Regions from separate parts of the Mus musculus genome. Here region 2 is linked to region 1. A link is a loop called in an ENCODE intact Hi-C map of the cell type or tissue named here. Cell type or tissue: heart. All regions are shown on one strand. Region 1 overlaps Plcb4 (phospholipase C, beta 4). Region 2 overlaps Plcb4 (phospholipase C, beta 4).

Region 1 (8,000 bases):
CATTTATATGCATAACCTGAGGTTCTCTGAGACAGAAATTCTATCGAGGACCTTTTTTAAAAAGGCAATTTGACAGTGTTTTCTCTGAATTTTAAAGGTGATTAAGCCATTTTGACCAAGCAATTCTATTTCTTGGATTTTAGTAATAAAAAAATTTTTCACACAAACTCATGAAGAATAATGAAAAGAAATCTGCTATATTTCACTGTACGGTCATGAGAAACCCGTTAAAGCCCGCTGTTAAAGCCCAACAAGATTCTATGTCTTACCAGACAGTATACAGTGTTACAAAGCTAAGATAACCAGTATCCAGACAATAAATAAATTATCATAAGATACAGTTATGAAGACAAAGCAAGTCTAAGAAAAGTGAATGTAGTGTGATGCAGTTTATATAATAAAAATGCATCTGCATGTACAGTATGATTCAATTTATATAACAAGAGAACCACGTATATGTATTTGTGTATGTAAATGAATGGACAAAAGGAGGAGGGAGACACTTGCAACTGTTGCCAATGGTTATATCTGGGGAGGGTGTAGGTGGGAAAGAGTACTTTACATATTGCTTCTGTATTTCTGCATTGTCACTTCAACTGGAACATATTAGTAGCTCACTTACATCATTTTAGAAGCCAGCGAAAATAAAAATTTAAATTCCAGAGAGGGCTTTGGCTATGTAATCAATAACCAAACATCAGTAGATACAGGAGAACCCCATCTCAAAGGGCTACATTTCCATTTGACCCAAAGTGATCTCCCATTGAAGACTGGGAGGAAAAAATTAGGGTGGGTTCGCCTTGAAATACTTGCCTGCAGAAACAGATCTAACTTCTCAGTGTTCAGGATAAACACTGCAACTGTCAAGACAGGGAGAGATATCCCATGATTTGCAGAATTCAGCCAGTGACAGAGGCAAGAGAGCCTCTCTGACCCTGTAATAAAGGAAGTCACTCGTTTTTCTATGGTAAACTGATCACAGTTCAAAGCTCTGTCAAGTAGTGAGCTTGAAAACCATGTCCCTCCTCTCCCAACTCTGAATATTTGCTGGTACCTTAGAAAATGGGGTGAGGCTGGGCAGTGGTGGCGCACGCCTTTTATCCCAGCACTTGGGAGGCAGAGGCAGGCAGATTTCTGAGTTCGAGGCCAGCCTGGTCTACAGAGTGAGTTCCAGGACAGCCAGGGCTACACAGAGAAACCCTGTCTAGAAAAAACAAAAAACAAAAAACAAAAAAAAGAAAATGGGGTGAGGAAAAAAAAGCCAGATATTCAGAACTCTGTGCTCATTTAAAATAAAGGAGACTATATCACGAATTTTAAAACCTCCCCTTTTAAAAGACAATTATAAAGTCTGAAAAAGGAAATAAAACTAATGGCATTTTCTAGGGCACAGTGCATCTGAGAACTTACACTTGACAAAAGGACCGACGTGGGAACTCTCAGGCTGAATTCCTGCCACAAATGTGTCCAGTTTGGCAATAACATGGATTGTGTGCATGCAAGTGGAGGCCAGAGGTCAACTTCCCGTGTCATTCCTCAGTTGCAACATCCTTGAGCTTTGGTTTTTTTTGAGACAGGGTCTCTCACTAGCCTGGGGATGACTGACTGCTCCATGCTGGCTGTCTAGCAAGCCCCAGGATCTGCCTGTCTCTACCTCCCTGGCTCGGGAATTCTCTGGAGTAACCCCAGTATTCCCAGCTTTGTTACATAGCCCTTGGGCTCTGTCTCAGGTCTTCATTTCTATGTGGAAAACGTTGTACCAGCTGGGCAGTCTCCTCAGCCCAACTTCCCAGCACTTCCTAGTTTACTTAACTTACCTATTTTATGTGTATGAGTTTCTGTCTACATGCATAGCTGTGTACTATGTATGTACCTGGTCCTCACAGGGACCAGAGACAGCATCATCCCCTGAGACTGAACTTACAGATGGTCCTAAGTCACCAGGACTTAGGACCTGGTCCTGGTCCTTAAGCTCCTAGGACCTTAGAACCTGGGTCCTCTGAGAAAACACAAAACCAGCCAGTACCCTGAACCAGCTCTCCAACGCCAGCCAAGCACTTTCAAATGAGGGACTTTCACGTTCCAGATACTCAGATTCCTCGCTTCACCATAAAATGTGCATGCAGTGGCAGACTCCTCTGGCAGCTCCTCCTGGAAAGGGACACACACAGGCCACCATGCCTAAGGTCCCTGACACCTGTTCAACAGCACCTGTGTATGTGGTTTACCTGGCTCCTCAACCAGAGGTCACAGCAATCTCACTGAAGCCATTGAACTCTGCCAGCTGGCCTTACTTTTCCTTTTGACCTTAATGTTTTTATTGATTATTTGGCAATTTCACATAATACACTTACTTCTCGGTCCTTCCAGGCCCTCGCCCTTATGATCTCTCCGAAAGCCAAAGAAAAGATGATACCAGATTTTCACTCTTAGTCCTCGGCCCATGTTATCGTCAATTAATCCCCTGCTTCACCCTTCCAGACCATGCAACTGTATCAACAAACACCCCTAGACCGAGACTAGGAAACGGCTTCATCCTCAACTTGCTGTTCCGATTCCATCTTCACAGCAGTTGCCAGATCTGTTACATCTTAGCCGTGCCACTTAAAATAACTGCCTCGCCATGTTTTGTGGGGAGAGAGAGAGAGAGAGAGAGAGAGAGAGAGAGAGAGAGAGAGAGAGAGAGAGAGACTTCTGCAGCATGCACTATACCAACTACAGGTAACATGACTACAGGTAACATGGAACCGTGATTTAAAAGTTGGAGTTCTGGGCTAACATGGTGCTTCCCTATAATCCCAGCCTTTGAGAACCTAAAACAGGAGGATGTGAAGTTTGGAGCCAGCATGTGCTACACAGCTAGACCGAAAAACTAAACAAACAAAAAAAAAGGTTACAGTGTCAATCTACTTAGATTTCAATCCCAACTCTAAACCCATCACATGATTAGCCTCCCAAATATAAGTTCTCCAACAATGTAAACCTAAGAGACTGTTACAACTCCATAGCCCACCCACCCCACCTCTGCAAAAAAAAAAAAAAAAGTGTCTAGAAAGATGAAATGAAGTGGAGTGGCATGTTTCAAGTTCTGGACAAATATCTGGATTGGGGGTTTTGGTTTGGTTTGGTTTCCCCTTTACTAAGGTTGTTATTGAGACTATGAGAGAAGAGTTGAATGCTCCCACTAATGCCCATGGGAGCAAAGGAGGCACCATGTGCCCCTAAACATCAGTGGTCCCCAAACACTTCTCATGCATGTTTCCATCCTCCTAAAGCTAAATTGCTTAATATGGTCTCTTTTTAAGCCGTTCTGGAGGACACAGAGGCCCTGGGGATGGCATCTGGCTCCTGCATTACAGTTCAAAATCCCACACTCATGGAATTTTAAGGCTACTAGAGCTGAGCAATGTTGTATTCCTCTACCCAAATGCAGTCACAGGATGAGATGAGTCCAGAGGAAGATCCGCCATCAGGAGGTAGCCTGTGGGGGTCACTGGAACATTCCCTGACTGCCAGATGGAACTCCGAGTATGTCTTACATGTTTTAAATGAGCTGCTTCTACATGGCTCCAACAAACAAACCAATGCCCTCTACCCTGATGGAGCAAAGTGAGATTGTGGGTAGTGATCCTGGTAGTATCAGTAGGAGAAGGGGCAGAGTGGTTGTCACAGCAACAGAAATGCTGTTCCCAGCACCAATCACCATCATCCAGCACCATCCTTAACCAAGGGCTTGGGGAGGAGGGTATTAATGAGAGAGTCAACCAAGGCTCTGAGTGGATGCCTGGGACTACAGGGCCAACAGAGGACACTGTCAGGATAGAAACTCAGGGATGGCTGATTCCAGCACTTTAAGCTCTCAATGTCTACTCCTGAAGGAAAACCCAAAGCACGAGTCCCTACCTATCCACCCACCAACTCTGAGAGTGACCATGTCTCAGGCCAATGTTCTTCACATTGTAGGGGTTGGGTTCCAGTTTTGCAGTCTGGTAAACACTCTAGACTCTTCTAAGTATATTTCAAATGTGTGAAATTAAATAATACTTATAAGTACCACAGAAATGAATCATATTTATCAAAATAACAAGTTTTAAAATGAACTCACACTGAGCTGGAGAGGTGGTGCAGCAGAGAAGAGCACTTGTTGTTCTTCCAAAAGGGCCAGGATTGGGTTCCCAGTACCCACGTGGTGGCTAACAACCTTCTGTCACTCCAGCTCTAGAGAAAACAATGCCCTCTTCTGGCCTCTTAGGACACTGCACATACATGATACTAAGACATACATGCAGGCAAAATACCCATACACATAAAATTAAAGCAAATAAATCTAAAAAAAATAACAAACAAAACAAAGTGAATTCATTTGAAATGCACATCTTTTCAACCCACTGAACAGCAAAGGCTAACAATGAATGGTTCTAGTTCACGCTGGAATTGTCACTTGGATATGGATAAAAATTAAGGACCTACCAACAATATTCGTGGACTATGTTCAGACCTCGGTGATATGGATCTACTGAGGTGAAGGCCTCTGATCTAGGTGGGAAAAAGAGCTGTCTAACATGAATGAGTGTTCTGTGTTCTCTCTGGATCGGCCACTTGAGTTGAATCTGAGTTACCCGTTCTTCCTGCCTCTATGGAAATGGCTACTTTAGTTCATTCATGCCAAATAATATCCTTTAATTGTTTAGGAGGAAAAGAAGGCTTTACAAGGGTGCTGGGTACTAAACTAATGATTTGCCTCTCGGTAGCTAGAGTTGGACTTCCCCAAGAGATCATGTGAGAACCGTGAGGGAGACTCCCAGAAAAGGGGAAAAGAGACTGTTCTGTGCTCACACGGTGTATCATATTCTCACTGCAGGTTTTATGGATAGTAGTTGTGAGAGGTCTTCAGAGGAAACTCCTCTTCTGACCTACCATCCTGTCCACCTGTTTTGCTTCCATAAAGTAAAGGAGAGAAAGGGTCCAGTTCATACCAGGAATTTTTTTTTCTAAAACTGGCCATTCATTCTACTGAACAAAATGATGTCCTGGCTAAGATTTGAAAGGGAGGGCATTCCTCCCTCCCACTAGGAACTCTGGTTACATCTTCCCCAGAATGACAACATCCAAAGGGAGGAGAACCCAGCCAGGCTCTCAGAAAGTGAGGTTCCCACTCACGTGAAATGGGTTTCGCAAATAAAGATCACTCAGGGACAACTTTTTGAAAGCAGGCTGAACTATATGGACAACGCAGGATTCTCAGCCATCTACTCGCTACTGTATTAGTAGTCCACCTCCAGTCTCCCCACACCGCAGGCAACCCACTCTTTGTTGGCTGTAAAGAACTAGAGGCATGAACACTCAAGGTAGAACTGGAAAACAATATTACAGCTTGAAGAAGCAGTTCTTCTTTAAAGGGTGGGGCTTTATCAAAGAAAAAACTATTACACAGAAAAATAAATACGAAGGGATAGAAGCAAGGTTGTTCTATGCCTTGGGTCTGACGGACCTGGACATGGGAAACAGTGACATGGACTGCCCTGAGAGTTAAACAGTATCCTTGCAAACAAGGCTAACATTTGAACTTGAGCAGTAAAACCAGGTGCCTGTCAGCCTAGGGGATGTCCTTATTTCTCACAAGGTGATTACATCTCCTCCACAGACTCCTTCACTTAGGAAGTGAAAAGTAACTGTTTACAAACTGCAGTCTGGCTGTGCACTACCAACAGTGATCAGCAAATATCCTCAGGATTCTTGACCTCATTCTAAGTATCAGAAGCAGCGCATCTTGCTTTTATGGAACTCACCAAGATCTGGTTTTCAAAGCATGTGTCATCCCTGATAGTAAGCAAGCAGTGGAACTGGTCACAAATGACACGAAACGAGTCCTAGTGTGCCTCACAATTTTCATTATCAAGTAATATTTCCCCAAAGTAGCTGAGTTCACTAACAAGGCATTTGTTGAAAGTGTGAAAATTACAAAAACTATTCCTTTCTATAGCACTATTACCTAACTGCTCTGGTCCAAATATATGTAATTTGTTTGCAACTGAAGACTTTAAAATTTAAAAAAAAAAAAGTGGCAGCTAATTATTAACTTTATAAAAATCCACCAATTCATCAATTCTGGCATTTGGGTTTTGCCTGCTGCACCTAAAAAACTGGGGGTGACAAACAAGACACTGTTCCCAGAAGCTTATATCCCAGCCTGTCACAACATAACATGCCACTGTGATGGGTTCACATACAACATCACAATCGTGTATAAACCCGATTTCATATGAAGGGCAGGTAGGCAGGAACGCAAGGCAATCATTTAGTCATTCAATTCCCAGTGAACCAAAATCGAAAACAAATTAGTAGTAGCCTAAGAAAATAGCACGTTCACTAGGGCTGCCAATGATGTACCATGTTGTACAAAATCAGCAGTATAAATTGATTTACAAGCAGCTAGATTCTTGGAAAGAGGATAAACAAATATATTAGCAGCACCAGCACCCATTGGTCTCTATTGGGGATGGGATGAAAGGTTTCAAGGGTGATACAAACCTTTAAACTCCACTTCTTAAAAAGCTCTTTTGAAAGCTTTAAGGGTTTTTCCTTTCTTTTTTTTTTTTAATTCCCATATTTCCCTATCAGCTATGAAAGTAAGCACGAAGCCTGGATTCCGAGGCATGTAAGTTTTAACATCATTCACATTTTAAAAGATACAAATATAAAGCTCGGAAAAGAGAATATTTCAGCACAAAGCCCTCCTGCGTGGGTGTGCATTTGTAAAGTAAAAGTAGAATTATTCCAACAGATGTAAATGTGCTCTCTGTGATCAAATGGAGTCTTTTGAAATTCTGTTTTGACAGTTACTTGTAAAACAGCATTTCCACAGCGATTAATTCAGAGCTGGTAGTGATATCATCAAAGCTAAATCAAAACTAAGTTCTGATGGCTGAGTAATAAAAGCGGGGAGGGGGCAGGGGAGCAGAGCACACTTGGGAGGCCAACACTCAGCCCTCTGCAGCACACTGTTACATGTGAAGATGCACTCCTTCTGTCAAACCAGTTTCACCAACATAAAAACGCTCAGAAAGTGAAATTCCATTTTAAAAGTAATTTTTTCTTACACGAGGTTCTCCCCAAGACACCAGTCATGTATTAAATGTCTACAGTGTAAAAAAAAAAAATAGATGATATAATAGATCAATACACCAGTTGAAAACTATGCAAGACTGTTCTGTGGGGGAAAAATTCGAGATTACATAACACAGTCAGTCAGGGATTACACCACAAAATCCTAGTGAGAGGAATTTCTCATCCTCTGTATCACTCTGCAACTTAGGATATTAAAGTTTGAAGGGTTCAAAATATTCGGTTCTCAGTTCAAACACATCTTTAAAAACATCAGTCTTAAAAATACTAAAAGGATTAAGTTGAAATTTTACACACACACACACACACACACACACATCTTCCTACCCTAAAGAGTAGTTCTTCACTTTCTGAGATCCTGGGAGTCCACCCAGGTAAAAAGTCACTGGTTGCTCTTCCTGGTCATCTTTATTTTATGGTCTGATTTTTCCTTAAAAGAGAAATTCAATTTTTTTCAAAGCATTATACACCTGCCTGTGCATGGACTTTACTGCTAGCCATGTTTATTCAACACATTATCTCCACCAATGGATAATTTAAATTTATGGACCACTATGCATCCCACTTCTACTTCAAAAGATGGCGACTGTCCATGAATGTTTTGCCCCAAATTAAATCTCAAGCCCCTTGCTTTAGAGAAATAGGAAGAAGCACTATAGAAGTTTAGGGTTATTTTTTTAAAGTCATATCTCAAATGCATGCATATTTGTGGAATATAAGACATTTGCCTTTCTAGAAATGCTGGCTTTATAACTCTAGAGTTGTTCAATTGGAAAATTCTGTGTTTTCACACTTAGATTCAGTAGTTTACTGAGTCTAAACTCAAAAATTGTACAATATAGACAATTTCTAATTGACTAAGAAAAAACAACTTT
Region 2 (8,000 bases), 70 kb before region 1:
CCAAACATCCTCACACAGGCTCAGAAACTATCTGCAGCTGGAAAAATCACCCCTGCCAGAGCACGAGGCAAACCTAGCTGCTGTGGACAATCTGAAGCAGCCCCATATCCCACAGTTGGGATTAAAGTGAAAATATATTCTTATACCGTTTCTGTGGTTTTAAAAGAAACTAAAATTCAAAAATTCTCACTACACTTAATTCTGCCAGGAAACGGCAAAGAGGTTGATGAGTGACCAGAAATCCACAAGTTCGGTTTGAAGAACAACAGAGAGGATGGACTTGTCATCCAGCTGCTCCTCTCTTAAGTGGCTTCTGCTTTTGCGCTTGACAAGGGTCCTCCTGAGCATCTCGTGCTTTTCAGTGATCCGACCACTCCACGTGGAGGGAGCAGCCCAGACAAGACCGGAGACGTTCTAGCTGAGCTCATCCCTGAAGCCAACTGCTCATGTTCAATGAGTCATCTCAAACACTCCAACCACAAAAAGAGCAACTGCTCCAGTCTCTCCCGGAGCCGTGTTGCCTGGCTGAGACCAGTCAACCCACAGACACATGAAATGCTGGCTGTTGTTTCCAGCCAGTAAGTTTTGGTGTGGTCAGGTACAAAGCAAGAGAAGGTGACAGCAGGGAAAGCCCAGAGCAAAGACTGAGAAAAGGAAGGACGGAGACACAGACGAGTCCCTGCAGGGCACAGAGCCTGAGTGCAATTCTAGAACTTGGCACTTAAGATCCAGGAGATCTGATCAAGTTATGGGGCAAATCAGGGTCCTTAGGATCATTAATAAAATAAGAATGGACCATCATACTAGAGTTAAACCTCGGGGCAGCAAAGCTCAGGAGGTGCCTGGAAGGGAAAAATGGAGAAGAAAAAGAGAGAAGGAGGCCATGCTGTCTGAGCTATGCCAGTGTGAAGGTCAAACACATGGCAGATAAGCTACGAGCAGGCATAGGGGACTCAGAAACGGAGAACAGATGGATACTCAAGGTACCAGTGAAAGTATATTCAGTCCATCAGAAAGAAGAAGAGAAGAACGAGAAAAACCTGGTGTTCTTCCTAAGGCCCCCAGATTGATTTAAGCACCCAGATCAGCTGGTACAATAGCTGCTGTTCTAGAGGATCCAACATCGTTATCTTGCCCTCATGGATGTATGCACTTACAGAAACACACACACACATTCACGAACACAGGCATGCAAGGCATGCATACACACGCATTCAGACAGATACACATGAATATATACATTAAATAAAATAAAAACAAATGTTACACGTAATGATGACACTATATTTGGAGCATCACTATAAGATGACACAATATGTTTCCCACTAAATATCCAATGATTTTTTAAAACACTGTCTTCAGTTTGCTTACATATCTCTAATATTTTTAGAGTATGTACAATCCATATTATTCTAAATGATGGTAAGTGTTAAGGGTTAAATTACTATTTTATCTTTGGCCTCAAGTCCAGGCATTCCTCCAAAGGCTATGGGCTAAATCATGTGTTTGACTCCATCTCAAAACCACCAGGCAATCCAACAGCCCCCATCCTCTCCTTCATCCTCCTGCCCTCTCTGTTGTCCTTCAAACCGAACTTGTGGATTTCTGGTCACTCATCAACCTCTTTGCCGTTTCCTGGCAGAATTAAGTGTAGTAAGAATTTTTGAATTTTAGTTTCTTTTAAAACCACAGAAACGGTATAAGAATATATTTTCACTTTAATCCCAACTGTGGGATATGGGGCTGCTTCAGATTGTCCACAGCAGCTAGGTTTGCCTCGTGCTCTGGCAGGGGTGATTTTTCCAGCTGCAGATAGTTTCTGTGCCTGTGTGAGGATGTTTGGAATTCTGGGGTCTTTTTAGAGGGTGTATGAATGCTAGGGCCACAAGAGTGGGGTGGGTTGTTGTTATTCGCTATGGGTCATGGATAAGTAGGCATGCACAAAGGAAAACCAAGAAGAAATCGGATATCTAAATGGTGAAAGTCAAACTTACTCCAAGGAACTTGATGCCCCTAATCAACAGGAGGTATTCTAAGGGATAAAACCGTCCCCTTTCCAACCCCGACTTTATTCAGGAATCTCTTTCCTTTCCTCTCTGCCCTGTTCTCTCTCTTATCTAGTGATAGGGGATTGAAAGAGTAGGAGACAAAAAGATAGAGAAGGGTGGAAGATAAAACAACCCCAAAACTAGCCAAAGTCAGCTACACTTAAGTATACCCTCACTTAGATACACCTAGAGCCCAGTATATGTTAATAATACTTTACAATTCGTATAATTACTTGTTTAGACTCCTATTTTTCCAACATATTGTGATTTCCTTGAAAGTACACATCAAGTGCTATTCATTACTGAGTCCACAGTGATCAGCAAAGTGCCTGCATCACAAGGGTCCCTGCAGAAGGAGCATTTCTATTGCTGGAGAGCCTTTTCTAGGTGCTTGAAGTGTCTTTCGCAGCGTTTAAAAACTCTCAGAGAGGGGATTATAACTCACTAGATGGATGGGAAACTTCAAGAGCTAAAGAGAAAAATACATACTTATCTAAAATTAGAATATACAAGATAAATCTGAAATTTCTAGATGGACAGATCCATTGAACCCTTCTGTTTCCCTGCATTGAATATTTTCCAGCTTATATGGTTAAGTACATTATAATTAGCTGTATGGGTAGTCATCATAAGACACAATTTCTAATTTTCAATCTGCTGCTCATACAGAGTTTCCCATAGAGCAGAAAAGAAAGCACTCCAATTACAACTTAAAGTCATTTGTTCGAAACATATTTGGGGATGTGTACCCCTTCTTGTGGTACAACATCCTAAATGCTGAGTATCCTTGGAGCTCAAGGACAACTTATCATTATCTTCATAATGTCTCTGGCTGTTCCATTCCACCCAAGTGTTCAGGAAGCAAAAGATACCAAGATGGTGCCGCCGTAAGGGTCTCAGCAGGAAGCAGATGGCAACTTGAATACACAACTAAGGCGAGCTTATATGGGGTGATTTACCAGGCATGACAGAGCTTAGGAAGCCAACCAGGGAGTGTGGCATAGCTTGGGGCTGAAGGAGAAGAGAAAGAGGTATAGGAACCCACAGAGCACAGCTGTATCCAAAACCACATGACAGATTCTGTAGCTTCCAGGAGATGTACTGTCATCTGTCAGTATGACTGAGAGAAATCTAACGGAGCAAGCCCCCTAACCTAGCAACCCTCCCTCATTAATCCCCTCTTGGAGCTGCCAGCACTCTGTGGATGTAACGGTTAGCACCCGCCTAAGGAACTGGAGAGAAGCTCTGGAGGCTCAGGGGAGTAACATCCTCTACTGGAAGTCGCACACTTCCTTCCTGCTCCATCTCTTCTTCCCTTGGACGAGCACTGGGCATCTACGTAAATAAATCCAGTCCAGGTGCTTAGCATATGGGAGCAGTAGATGTCTGGCAGCTTAGCTCTTATTCTTTCCCTAAGTGTGCTTGCAGAAGCTGCTAGTGACCCACCCAGGTCCCTGTAGCTCCCCAGTGACTCAGGTTCTCTATGTGGAAGAGGTGTTATTCTAGGAGTCTGCATTCTCCTGTTGGTGTACCTTTCAGATACAAATACCAATAGAAAAGCTGTCAGAAGTCCTTACACCACAGAAGTTGGTAAAAAGTCTGGCTCCCACTGCCTCGTCTAACAGCTGAGAAACACTGCGCTGTTTCTCAAGACTCCCCCCCGCACCCCCACCCCCCCCCCCGACCCCAGCACAAAGGAGGCCATTTGCCCATCTTGGGATCAACTAATTAGCCCTTTTATGGTTGCCTTTCCTTTCTTTTCCAATTGCTTCTGACCCCTAGTGGCAGACACAGGACCCTCCTGAGTACTATTTATACTCCCAAGTTAAGCTCAAACCAGTTTTAGAAGACACCAACCTAAGATACTAACCATGGTGTTTACTCTGAAGTAGAGAAAAGCGTGTGCAATTTAGAACCAGAAAGTCGGGCTTTTGAACAGCTGCTTGGCTTTGGCCTCGCTCTGATGGACAGCAGAGATGCCAAGCCAGGGCTCAGCGCTCTCAATTGTCCTGTGCAGGCCGATAATAAGACAGTCTCTGAGCTCCTGCCCAGCTTCCAAGTTTACTAAAATGTATTAGAGAAACAGAAATGCTGGGGCTCAAATACAAACTCCATGTCACGAAACTCCATTTTCTGAAGTAATCTCTAAAACATGAGTAATTCCAGGCTGGGGGTGGAGGGGGTGGGGGTGGGGTGGGGAGACTGACTTTTAGATCACACTAAAATAAAGACTAGAAATTAAAATTTTGCCTGTCTGCGAAATGGCAAAATATGAGGTTTTCAACCAAATTTCCTAGACTTGACAACATAAAAATATTTTCACTTATCCCATAAACATCTCTTGAGAACCCCTTTGTTGTTTTCTGGCTATAGATAAATCAGGGTCTAACCTGTACCAAACAAGTACTCTGTCAGGAAGTACAACACGAGCCATGTTGTCAATTTTTAATCCACTTTAGTTCATGTTTGGTTTTGGTAAAGTTTTCTGGTATTTGGAAGACTCCAGCCCAGATCCTCGTTCTATGGATGTACAATACAACAGTAGCCTTAGCCCTGATATTTTGATATGTGCTCACATGGCGAAGAAATGGGAGGTTGAGGCTTATCTGCAACATTCACACAGTATCTTCCTACTCTAGTATTTCTTCTTTAAATGAAACGGAATGGAGTGACCTCAAATTCTATAACTTTCAATGTGTACATTCTGGACTTGGGAGTTACTGCGCTTTACCCAGCGCATTGTTCTGTAGCAATGCCTACCTACTCTATCTATGACAAGGTTGCTGGATCCTAAGCATCCCGAAATGATTCTTAAGGAGGAGGTTTAGATGCTAGAGGAACAGCAGCACACAATGACACATTTCATTTTCAGCTCTGGCAGTTAAAACAATAGCAGGGAGCGATCACAAGGGAGATTGGTGGTGCAAGCCTCCCAGTACTGTTTGGAAGCGTACACAGGTGAACAGAAAGCTCGTGGGAATGCTGGAGATGATGCTGGGGGGAGGGGGTAGGCAAAATGACTATAAAGGACCCCAAAGTCCCTTCACTTGTCACCTTAGCCAGCTCACTTATAACAAAGGTGCCATGCATAGTTACAAAGGAAATCAGAAAATAACAAAGAGCTTTCTGGAAGTTCTTCGGGGGCTACGGGGCTCTTCCTCCTGGCCCTGGTAAGCAAGAGGCTGGAGAGTTGGAAAACAGACAAGGCAGCAATGGAAAGCAAGGAGAAGTTCTAAATTGGTACGTTATAGGCACACTATCTGAAAAATGGTTTCCTCCCAGCTTCCTCCAATATGAAGGATTGTCAGCTGTTTCTCTGTGATAGCTGAAGAGGGGTGGGGCTGGGGGGTGGGGAACGAGGTCATACAAGGTCATTTGCCAAAAAGTTATATATTAAATATCACAATGATAAATTTGAACAAAGTACAAGTGCTAATTTTATGTACATAAAAATCATAAAATTGCTAAAAAGTATTAAATTACCAAGACAGGAAATACTGAATCACACTGGAAATGTTAACATGAGTAACTTTGATCTACCTAGATACTGATATTAGTGATTCTCAAAGTTAGGTACATAACAGGATTACCTGGGAAAGCTGAAAGCTCCAAGTCCCAGGATATACCCACCCAAGACATAATGCCTTTTTAATTGATCAATAGCCACAACATTATCTGAGGAGCTACTCCTGTGACATGCTGAGAACTAACCTGCATTGTGATAAATTAATGTTAATGAGGCTTAGGACAAAAGACAGTGCCTTGACCCCCTTGGCTCTTCCCCTTTAGCACAAAGCTCTGTCTCCTCATCTCTCCTTTATCTGAAACTGCTTCTTCAACTCACCCTGAAATTGATACTGATACCTACAAGGGAGATAAATAAGACTGATGAAGAGACACTATCATGTGCAGACCGCTGAAACCATCTACACCAGTAGAGAATGGTGTCTTTACAGGAATGGTGAATCCATTGGAAAGGAAGCTGCCTGACAGAGTGGTTACACACTGCCATCAACATGCTCAGCTCTGGCCCCTTTCAAGTGTGGTACTATTCAAACATTCATTCATCCACTCACTGAATGGTTTACTAGCCACGTATCTTGGTCCTATATCACTCTGAACTTACAAGTTTGTAGGAACAACAGAATTTAAATAACTGCAAGTCAGAAGTAGGGAAGTTAGTGCCGTGCAGAGTGATAAATCCATCACATGGAGCCATTACCTGTAGTGAAAGGGGAGGCACCCTAGAGTGCAGCTACAACAGAAGCAAAGGCCTGTGAGAGCAAAAAAAAACAGGACACCAGGAAGCTGTAATCAGGAAGAGAGAAGGGCGGCCAGAGGTCATGGCTAAGAGACCATCCAGGGCAGCAGCAGGAAGGAGTGTGGGCCTTCCCCTTGGGCGGAGCTTCACAAAGCCACTGACAGCTTAGATGATCCGTCCTACCAGACTCGCCTAAGCATGTGTTCACCAGTATACTGTGCCTATTCCCGGGCAAAAGCAGCAACTTGTTTCATTTTGGGTTTGTCTACCTATCTCACAGGCAGTACAGTATGCCACTGTAGTGTCCTCATATTGCCAAAAAGGTCCTCGGATATCACAAGGGTTCCCACTGGAGAGCCACTCCCTGAGAGGCCTACTTGGCCATCTCCCTGGTGAGGGACACCTACACCAGCATGAGTTAGGCCCTGGATGAACTCCCAAGTCAATGGGCTGTGTTTAAAACAATGGAAGTTTGGACGTTCCATGTGGCTCAACGAATACTCAGAAAGACTCCAGAAGCCTCTGAACGACCAGAAGAGCCTATGGTGAAAGCAGCACAGGAAGTGTCTAGACCTATGCAGACTTAGTGAGTCCAGGGTGGCCTAGAGAGAGCGCAGTGTGGCTCTGGAAATATGGCTCAAAATGCTAAGGGCAGAAGGCCTGGGCTGGGCCACCGAAAACTGCCTCAGGGTCTCACACCAATACAGGTTAATTTAACTTTTTAAATAATATACTATGACTCATGTGTCCTGCCATCCACATTTTGTAAGACAACAGACACACAGCTGGATATAGAGTTACAGGCCCTTAAAGCTGCAACCAGCTCACCCCCTTGTTAAATTCACTTACAATTGGAAGACAACCCAGCACTCTCACTTTCGCCATTGAATATGAGCCCCTCTCACTGTAGGCAAGGGTCCTGTTGTCAGTTTGTTGGGGTCAACTCTTCACAATTCTGTACGTTTGTGTTTGTTTTTGATTTCAATGTATAGAATGGCCAAGAGGACTAGAGTTCAGCTTCCTCCCCGGGTCTGTAACGTGCAGGGAGTCTGCAGCATGCCTTAAGGAGAAAGCACATGGGTAAAATACTCCAGGGAGAAGCAATTCCATGACTGCACAGATAGATGTCACACTCTTTCTCATGGTCAACGACACTGGACAAATTATAAAGGGATTTTAGCATTTTTAAAAAATTCATTTGGGAACCTATTAGTATTTGGGGCTTGTGATATCATTTGGTAACCATATAAATAGCAAAGAGAAAAAAATCAAGTTGTGATTTTTTTTAAATCTCCTAGTTAAGGGCAAACTGCCTGAGGGTAGAGGTCGCTTTCTCCAGTCATGAATACAGTCACGGAAGCACACTCTGGGAGGGACAAATATGTGCATGGGTGTTTTCAGTACGTATGTGAAGAGAAGAGCATTATCCAGCCATGACTATAAATCAACAGCCAGGTCTGTACTCTGGATCATCTGTAACATATGTGTTCATAGAAATCTCAGTTATTTTTACCTCATGCTAGAACTGTTGCGCATACTTGAACATTGCAAAAACAAACAAACAAACAAAAAAAACGTAATGCCATTTCATTTGTTACTGATAAGTATCTGTTATCACAGCTCAAATTTATCTAGTATTTTAATAACCATATTGCAATATAATGGCTTCCTTTGTAGATCTGGTTTCTTAA

What was found. Peaks named below come from ENCODE experiments on the same cell type or tissue, not always from the same donor. Only the 100,000 strongest peaks of a DNase experiment are listed, where the experiment ranks them.
Region 2: a loop joins it to region 1, with 2.2 times the contacts of the local background. A loop is called at or near these places in 4 of 42 quality-filtered maps.

Annotation. Positions count from the first base shown.
Region 1 is chr2:135,660,209-135,668,208 of GRCm38, reverse strand. All of the region lies in intron 1 of Plcb4 (phospholipase C, beta 4), which reads right to left. Among named protein-coding and RNA genes, the nearest start is that of Plcb4, 4.7 kb to the right of the region's middle. In heart, a CTCF peak has its summit at 4,258 (motif pointing left); no DNase peak of the experiment used is centred here; H3K4me3 peaks cover 358 bases; H3K27ac peaks cover 28 bases.
Region 2 is chr2:135,730,169-135,738,168 of GRCm38, reverse strand. The region is part of intron 1 of Plcb4 (phospholipase C, beta 4); the gene reads right to left. Among named protein-coding and RNA genes, the nearest start is that of Plcb4, 75 kb to the right of the region's middle. In heart, a CTCF peak has its summit at 3,862 (motif pointing left); DNase peaks (open chromatin) are centred at 428 and 6,438; H3K27ac peaks cover 2,464 bases.